Regions from separate parts of the Homo sapiens genome. Here region 1 is linked to region 2. A link is a contact called in ENCODE Hi-C or POLR2A ChIA-PET data. All regions are on one chromosome and are shown on one strand. The core of a region is the stretch at or near the end of the contact, and the rest is flanking DNA. Distances in the headings are between cores, read along the strand shown.

Evidence for each region. Hi-C counts contacts between places; a loop is a spot of excess contacts on that map. ChIA-PET counts read pairs that join two places held with the same protein, here RNA polymerase II (POLR2A). Pooled maps may share reads with other maps.
Region 1: a map of CD4-positive, alpha-beta memory T cell shows a loop between it and region 2 (5-fold over the local background). The contact joins the enhancer-like site here to the promoter of LINC00407 in region 2. A Hi-C loop is called at or near these places in 1 of 168 maps with a recorded cell type or tissue (CD4-positive, alpha-beta memory T cell) and 8 of 50 pooled maps. POLR2A ChIA-PET finds 5 or more read pairs at or near these places in 4 of 52 experiments (HCT116, HEK293, WTC11 and 1 more).

The regions. Positions count from the first base shown.
Region 1 is chr13:44,708,664-44,712,601 of GRCh38, forward strand. All of the region lies in intron 2 of LOC105370185 (a long non-coding RNA gene), which reads right to left. Among named protein-coding and RNA genes, the nearest start is that of LINC00407, 70 kb to the left of the region's middle. Within about 2 kb of position 2,093, at least 7 of the 41 ENCODE cell types and tissues checked have a DNase peak (open chromatin) inside an H3K27ac peak, as active enhancers do; they include HCT116, where a contact is called at or near this core.
Region 2 is chr13:44,638,794-44,642,551 of GRCh38, forward strand. LINC00407 (long intergenic non-protein coding RNA 407) reads left to right here and starts at 1,576. Exons shown (of 4, transcript NR_149082.1): 1 at 1,576-1,650.

The DNA.
Region 1 (3,938 bases), core at 843-3,342, 70 kb after region 2:
GGAGACAGAGTGAGGCTCTGTCTCAAAAAAACAAAACAAAACCAAAAAAACCTGCTGTTTTCCAGAGTTCCTCAGGTTGGCTCCTTTCTTCTCCCACTCCCTTCAGCATGGTGTGTCATTCGTCTGTGATACCACTGGATTCATTTGCCACAGCATGCATTCCATCTTAGGCCTCCGACAACCTGGTTTATATATTTTTTTAATTTCCATAGAGTAAAATTCATTATTTGGCCTGTATCGTTCTATGGATTTTTGACAAATGCATTAAGTTGTATATCCACCATCATAGTAACATACAGGAGAGTTCCATCACCCCCAAAATTCCTTTATGTCCTTTGTAGTCAATTTCTCTCCTCACCCCCCAGCAACTGTCCTTATAGTTTTTGCATTTTTGATAATGTAATATAAATGGAATCATACAATATGTAGCCCTTTGGTTCTGGATTCATCTATGTTGTTGTATAGATCAATCGTTTATTCTTTTTTGTTGCTGAGCAGTATTTCATTGCATAGATATGGTTTATCCATTCACCAGTTGAAGGACATCTAGGCTGTTTCCAGTTTAGGTTGATTATGAGTTAAGCTAATATAAACATCCATGTATAGGTTTTGTGAAAACATAAGTTTCCAGTTCACATGGTATATACCTTGGAGTGGGGTTGCTGTGTTGTATGGTAGGCATACTGTTTTCCAAAATGACTGGACCATTTTGAATCCCCACCAACGAGGTATGAGGTATCATCCTTGGTATTTTCAGTTTGTTCTTCTTTCTTAAGCCATTGTAAAAGGTGTGTCATGATACCTCCTCATGATTTTAATGTGTATGTCCCTAATGACCAATGATGCTGAGCATCCATTTATATGCTTTTTTTTCCACCTGAATGTCTTCTTTGGTGAAGTGTCTCTTCAAATCTTTTGTCTGTCCTCTTGCTCATTAGTTTTTAAGCCTTGTCCCCATTTTATAGACATAAAACTCTCACACTCACCCTTTTCTGAAATTCCCTCCTTTAGGAGCTCCCCTAACTCTACTCCCTCCCACCTCCCACCATTACAGTCACAGGTTCTTCTGGATATCCTCACCAGTTAACATGGCCTGTTGAGTTTTACCTTTTGTAGTTTGTATTATGCAAGCTTTTTTCTAAGTATAAAATTATACCCTTTTAGATGCTGAGTTAAAAAAAATACAACAAATGAGGCTGGGCACGGTGGCTCATGCCTGTAATCCCAGCACACTTGGGAGGCCAAGGTGGGCAGATCACGAGGTCAAGAGATCGAGACCATTCTGGCCAACATGGTGAAACCCCATCTCTACTAAAAATATAAAAATTAACTGGGCGTGGTGGTGCGTGCCTGTAATCCTAGCTACTCGGCAGAAGACTCGCTTGAACCAGGGAGTCAGAGGTTGCAGTGAGCCCAGATCACGCCACTGCACTCCAGCCTGGCAACAGAGCAAGACTCTGTCTCAAAAAAAAGAAAGAGAGAAAAAGAAACAAATGAAAAAAATAAATAAAAATAAAAATAAAATTACACCTTTATATTGATCTACTTTGCCAAACCACCACTCCAAGACTCTGATATGACTCCCTAGGGAACATGGCTTCCATATCTAGCCTCCTAGTGACATGGTACATTAGTATTGCCAAGAGAGTTATAGAAACTGGACATTCTTGAGGCGGGGCATGGTGGCCCACGCCTGTAATCCCAGCACTTTGGGGGAGCGAGGCAGGCAGATCACGAGGTCAGGAGTTCAAGACCAGCCTGGCCAACATGGTGAAACTCCTTCTCTACTAAAAATACAAAAATTAGCTAGGTGTGGTGGCGGGCGTCTGTAATCCCAGTTACTCGGGAGGCTGAGGCAGGAGAATCACTTGAACCTGGGAGGCAGAGGTTGCAGTGAGCCGAGATCCCACCACTGTAGATCCCACCACTGTGCTCCAGCCTAGGCGACAGAGTGAGACTACATCCAGAAAAAAAAAAGAAACTGAACATTCTCTTTGGCAGAGTGAGGCATCCTAGAGGGGCTCAGTGTTGAGTCCTGGGAGCACTGCAGTGCAGATGTCATAGGCTGGGGAGAATTGAAGTGAAAGTGTCTCAGGTTTCAGGTTGATGTGGAGGTGGTGCTGTCTATGTGAGTATGTTGGGGATGGAGGAAATGATTCATTTCCACAGGACTCCTGACTCATGGAAGTATTTGGGCCAAACTCACTTTCTAGAGTTAAATTTCATGAATTAGAATTAAAATATAATAGCCACAAGGGCTGGGAAGGATGGAAACTTCGTATTTATTAATTCATGTAATCCTCACAGCAACTCTATGAGGTCATTCACCTGCATTTGATAGAGGAGTAAACGAAACCCCTGGGAGTTAGAGGGCTGATAAATTGCAGGGCCTGGACAACATTCCTACAGCTGACCCCAGAACTCTCATTCTTTCCACAGCATTATTTTACTACATCTTGGGTTTAATTCACATACTGTGTAATATTAGAAAAAAAATTTTAAGAAGGTGGGAGTTTGGAGATCAAAGAGCCCCTGAGAGGTGGGAGCTGGCTGTGGTTGGGACTCTAGCAAGCCAGAACTTATATCTGGCTCTCACTCTTTTGCTTTGTGAATTTGGAGAAATAATAATAATTTTTTTTTTTTTTGAGATAGGGTCTTGCTCGGTTGCCTAGGCTAGAGTGCAGTGGCATGATCACAGCTCACTGCAGCCTCTGACCTCCCAGGCTCAAGTGATCCTCCTACCTCCACCTCCCAACTAGCTTGGACTACAGGCACATACCATCATGCCCAGCTAATTTTTAAGTTTTTTGTAGAGACGGGGTCTCCCTATGTTGCCCAGGCTGGTCTTGAACTCCTGGGCTCAAGCAATCCTCCCACCTTGGTCTCCCAAAGTGCTGGGATCACAGATGTGAGCCACTGCACCCAGCCAGTTGAATATTCTTTTGCTTTAGTTTGCTTCTCTTTCGCAGTGGTCTCTGTACTGTTTTGATTGCACATGCCACCAGTAATAAAAAAGTTTGAGAACACTAGTTCATGAAATGTTTATCTCTTTATAAAGTTATGTACATATAAAGCCATTTTAACATATTATGTATGTTAAAAATATTTACAAAAATAGAACTTTCAAAAGGATAAGATAAAAATAAAATAGCCATAACTCTGCCCTCACTAATATTTTTAGTTGAGACCATGTGACTGAACTAGATTGTCCTTATTTTTACCTCATGTGACAAATAAAGGCGGTGTCTGCTGTGCCATATTCTTGTGGTTTTACTTATGCTGGCTAAGTAAGAACTTTGTTCTTAGCTTTACTCTCTGATTCCATTAGAAAAAAATATTTTCATGTCACTGACCTATTTTTTCAAGTTTAGCTTTATTAAAACTAAATTATGAAAGCTATAAATCTATGTAACCTGCCATACACAAATGCACTGTGTCCCAATACACTAAAAACAATCAAATTAGAGTGATGCTATTATTCCAGCCAAATCATGGGATGCCCTCAGGCTTCTTTCTCCATCATCCAGAACACTCAACCTTCTGACATGTGGGCTGAGAGAGGAGACCAGTGCCAATCCATTGATTAACTATTAGTAAAGCTTAACTTCTGTCGTATTTATTTCATTTATTTATTTATTTTTTTGAGACAGAGTTTTGCTTTTTGGCCCAGGCTGGAGTGCAATGGCATGATCTCGGCTCACTGCAACCCCTGCTTCCCGGGTTCAAGCAATTCTCCTGCCTCAGCCTCCCAAGTAGCTGAGATTACAGGTGCCTGCCACCACGCCCAGCTAATTTTTTGTATTTTTAGTAGACATGGGTTTCACCATGTTGCCCAGGCTGGTCTCGAACTCCCAACCTCAGGTGATCACCCACCTTGGCTTCCCAAAGTGCTCATGCACACAGGCATGAGCCACTGTGCCTGGCCAACTTCTGTCATA
Region 2 (3,758 bases), core at 326-2,825:
AGAAAGCCCCTCTCTGTTATTTAGGTTGATAATTGGGAGTCTATTAGTAAGGAGGAAGAAGGGAAGAGATGTTAGATAGGTGACTAAGAATTTGCCTTCTCAGGCTGGGGACAGTGGCTCATGCCTGTAATCCCAGCATTTTGGGAGGCTGAGGCGGGCAGATCACCTGAGGTCAGGAGTTCGAGACCAGCCTGACCAACATGGAGCAAACCTGTCTCTACAAAAATACAAAAAATTAGCCAAGTGTGGTGGTGCAAACCTGTACTCCCAGCTACTTGGGAGGCTGAGGCAGGAGAATTGCTTGAACCCAGGAGGCAGAAGTTGCAGTGAGCCAAGATCACACCACTACACTCCAGCCTGGGCAACAGAGCAAGACTCCATCTCAAAAAAAAAGTAAAAGAATTTGTCTTCTGCAATGGAGCTTCTATTCTCACTCTTGACCTGTTTAACAGCAGCAGAAGTCTTAATGTCTGCAGTGTTCCTCAGAGCCATTCAGTCAATCAGTAATTATTCAATAGAACTATTTTCCTGAACAGTGTTAGGTGCTAGATTCTGGGAGAAACAACTGCCAGTTCCTAGCAGAACTTAAGTAGTACATTTATACAGCTTTTAATATAATACGGTGCCTAGTGAGTATTAAAATAATGAATGAATAAGGCAACTCTGATGCAATAATTATACAAAGCAATGAGAAGTGCTATAAGGAGGACTCCATATTTTCTCCATTTTCGTTTTTTTTTTTTTTTTTTTGAGACTGAGTTTCGCTCTTGTTGCCCAGGCTAGAGTGCAGTGGCACGATCTCAGCTCACCACAACCTCCACCTCCTGGGTTCAAGCGATTCTCCTGCCTCAGCCTTCCTGAGTAGCTGGGATACAGGCATGTGCCACCATGCCCGGCTAATTTTGTATTTTTAGTAGAGATGGGGTTTCTCCATGTTGGTCAGGCTGGTCTTGAACTCCCAATCTCAGATGATCCACCCACCTCGACCTCCCAAAGTGCTGGGATTACAGATGTGAGCCAACGTGCCCAGCCACCCATTTTCTTTTAAAAAATCATTTTCTATTCCTCATGATAGCCTCTCATTTGCCAGGATCTAGAGCAGCATTGTCTAGTAGAACTTCTGCAAAGATGATAATGTTGTATATTTGCATGGTCCAATATGATAACCACTAACCACATGTGGCTATTGAGGACATGAAATGTGGCTAGTGCAACTGAGGAACAAAAGTTTACATTTTATTTATTTATTTTTAAAGACAGGATCTCACTCTGTCACCCAGGCTGGGGTGCAGTGGCTCAATCACAGCTCATGTATCCTGTATATCCTGGGCTCAAGTAATCCTCCCATCTCAACCTTCTGAGTAGCTGGGACTACAGGCATGCACCATCCATGTGGCAAATTTTATTTTATTTTTTGTACAGATGGAGTCTTGTTGTGCTACCCAGGTTGGTCTTGAACTCTTGGCCTCAAGTTATCCTACTGCCTCAGCCTCCCTTTACTTTTTTTTTTTTTTTTGAGACAGGGTTTCACTTTCCTCATCCAGGCTGGAGTGCAATGGTGCGATCTCAGCTCACTTCAACCTCTGTCACCAGAATCATATGATTCAAATGATCCTCCTGCCTCAGCCTCTCAAGTAGCTGGTACTATAGGTGAGTACCACCATGCTTGGCTAATTTTTTTTAATTTTTATTTTTAGTAGAGATGGGATTTCACCATGTTGCCCAGGCTGGTCTTGAACTCCTGAGCTCAAGTGATCCACCTGCCTTGGGCTCCCAAAATGCTGGGATTACAGGCATGAACAACAGTGCCCAGCTTTTATTAAAATTTAAATAGCCAAATGTACCTAGTGACTACTGGCTAATGAATCAGGCAACGCTGTTGTAGAGTGCTTGAGTATTAGTAATTCCATGAAGTTAGTAAAAATAAGAACCTAATGTTAATGTGTTTCATTCACTTCAGTTATTATTGGGGCAAATCAAGATTACCTTAAATCCTTTTTTCCAATATTCTTAATATCTACACATTAGTGCTTTTCAAATGAAGTTATTTTATCAAGTTCTTTCAAGCTTAACTATTCTTTTCTATAAATAGAATTAACTATTTAGAGGTGACAAAAGTAGGTGACAAAGATCTGATAAGAAATATGAGTCTAGTTTATGCATTTTTTTACTTGTTTGAAGTTAGCAATAGTTTTTATATGATTATGTCAGATTCCAAATATGAGCTGTTAGTGCTTGTATGGGAAAGATTTTTTCCATTTGCAGTGAGCATAAAATCTGCTTCTCCATCAAGAGTACTAAGTTCCTTTTGAACAATGCTTATTCTCTCCCTTACCAGTTTGGTCCTTAACTACTTACTACCCTGTAAAAATTCTGAATAACTATTTGTATTGCTATCTAAATCTTGTTTGTTATTTAATTTTAAATATATGCATAACCTAGATCCCTACTTTTATACCTTAAGCTTCCTGAGGGCAACATGCAATTTGGGTTTGGTGGAAAAAAATCCCTGGACTTAAAGTCAGGTTATGGAAATTTCAACAATCTTTTTGAGCCTCACATTTCTAATAGATAAAATGAGAATAATAATAATATTGGTTTCACTGGGTTCTTCAGGGCATCAAATGAGGTGTATGTGAAGTTCTCGGGGGATGCTCAAGTACTAAGTCACTGCTAGATACTCTGTTTCTTGGTGTCCTTTATAGCAAAACCATAGGAAGAGCTCACTGAATAATCACTTAATGAGTGAATGAATGGATATAGAGGACTAAGGAACTATAGTTTTTAGTGATTTTTTTAGTGATTTAAATGAGCAACTGAATCCAGGTGGCTGGGACAACATATTTGCCTGGGTCTATGGTCCCTTTACCACCTTCAGGGCTCTCATCCCTGATTGTCTTATCATAAGCCTGGGTTATTATAAAAGATGTGTCTGTTGGAAAGCTTTTGCCTGTGAGCCACAGAAGACTTGCCAATCCTGAAGTGCTTTAAACATAACAGGCTTCTTTGTGTGTGTGTGTTTGGAGACAGGGTCTCATTCTATGGCCCAGGCTGAAGTGCAGTAGTACAATCAGGGCTCACTGCAGCCTCCACTTCCTGGGCTCAGGTGATCCACCCGCCTCGGCCTCCCAAAGTGCTGGGATTACAGGTGTAAGCCACCATGCCCGGCCTAGTAACAGGCTTTTTCTTCTTCTTTTTTTTTTTTCTTTTTTTTTTTCAGGCAGGGTCTTGCTCTGTCACCCAGGCTGGAGTGCAGTGGTGCCATCTTGGCTCACTGCAACCTCTGCCTCCCAGCTTCAAGTGATTCTCCTGCCTCAGCCTCCTGAGTAGCTGAGATCACAGGCACACACAACGCCCTGCTAATTTTTGTATTTTTAGTAGAGATGGAGTTTCAACATGTTGGCCAGGTTAGTCTCCAACTCCTGGCCTCAAGTGATCCACCCACCTCGGCCTCCCAAAGTGCTAGGATTACAGGCGTGAGCCATGGCGCTAGCCCATAATGGGCTTCTTATCTCACTCACATAACTAGAAGTCCACGGGGAGGGTAGTTCTAGGTTTGCTTACTACCGCGGGACCCTGATGCCGTGAAGTACCTGGGTGCTTTCCTCTTTCTGGTTCAGCAGCTCAACATCCCCAGTGTCTTGCCCATGTCTCCTCTCATGGGCTCCAGGGGCTGCAGCACTTCCAGGCATCATATGCGGGTATGAAGGTATCCAGCAAAGGAGAGAAGTGTGTTCTCCTGTGCATCTTTTTCTATT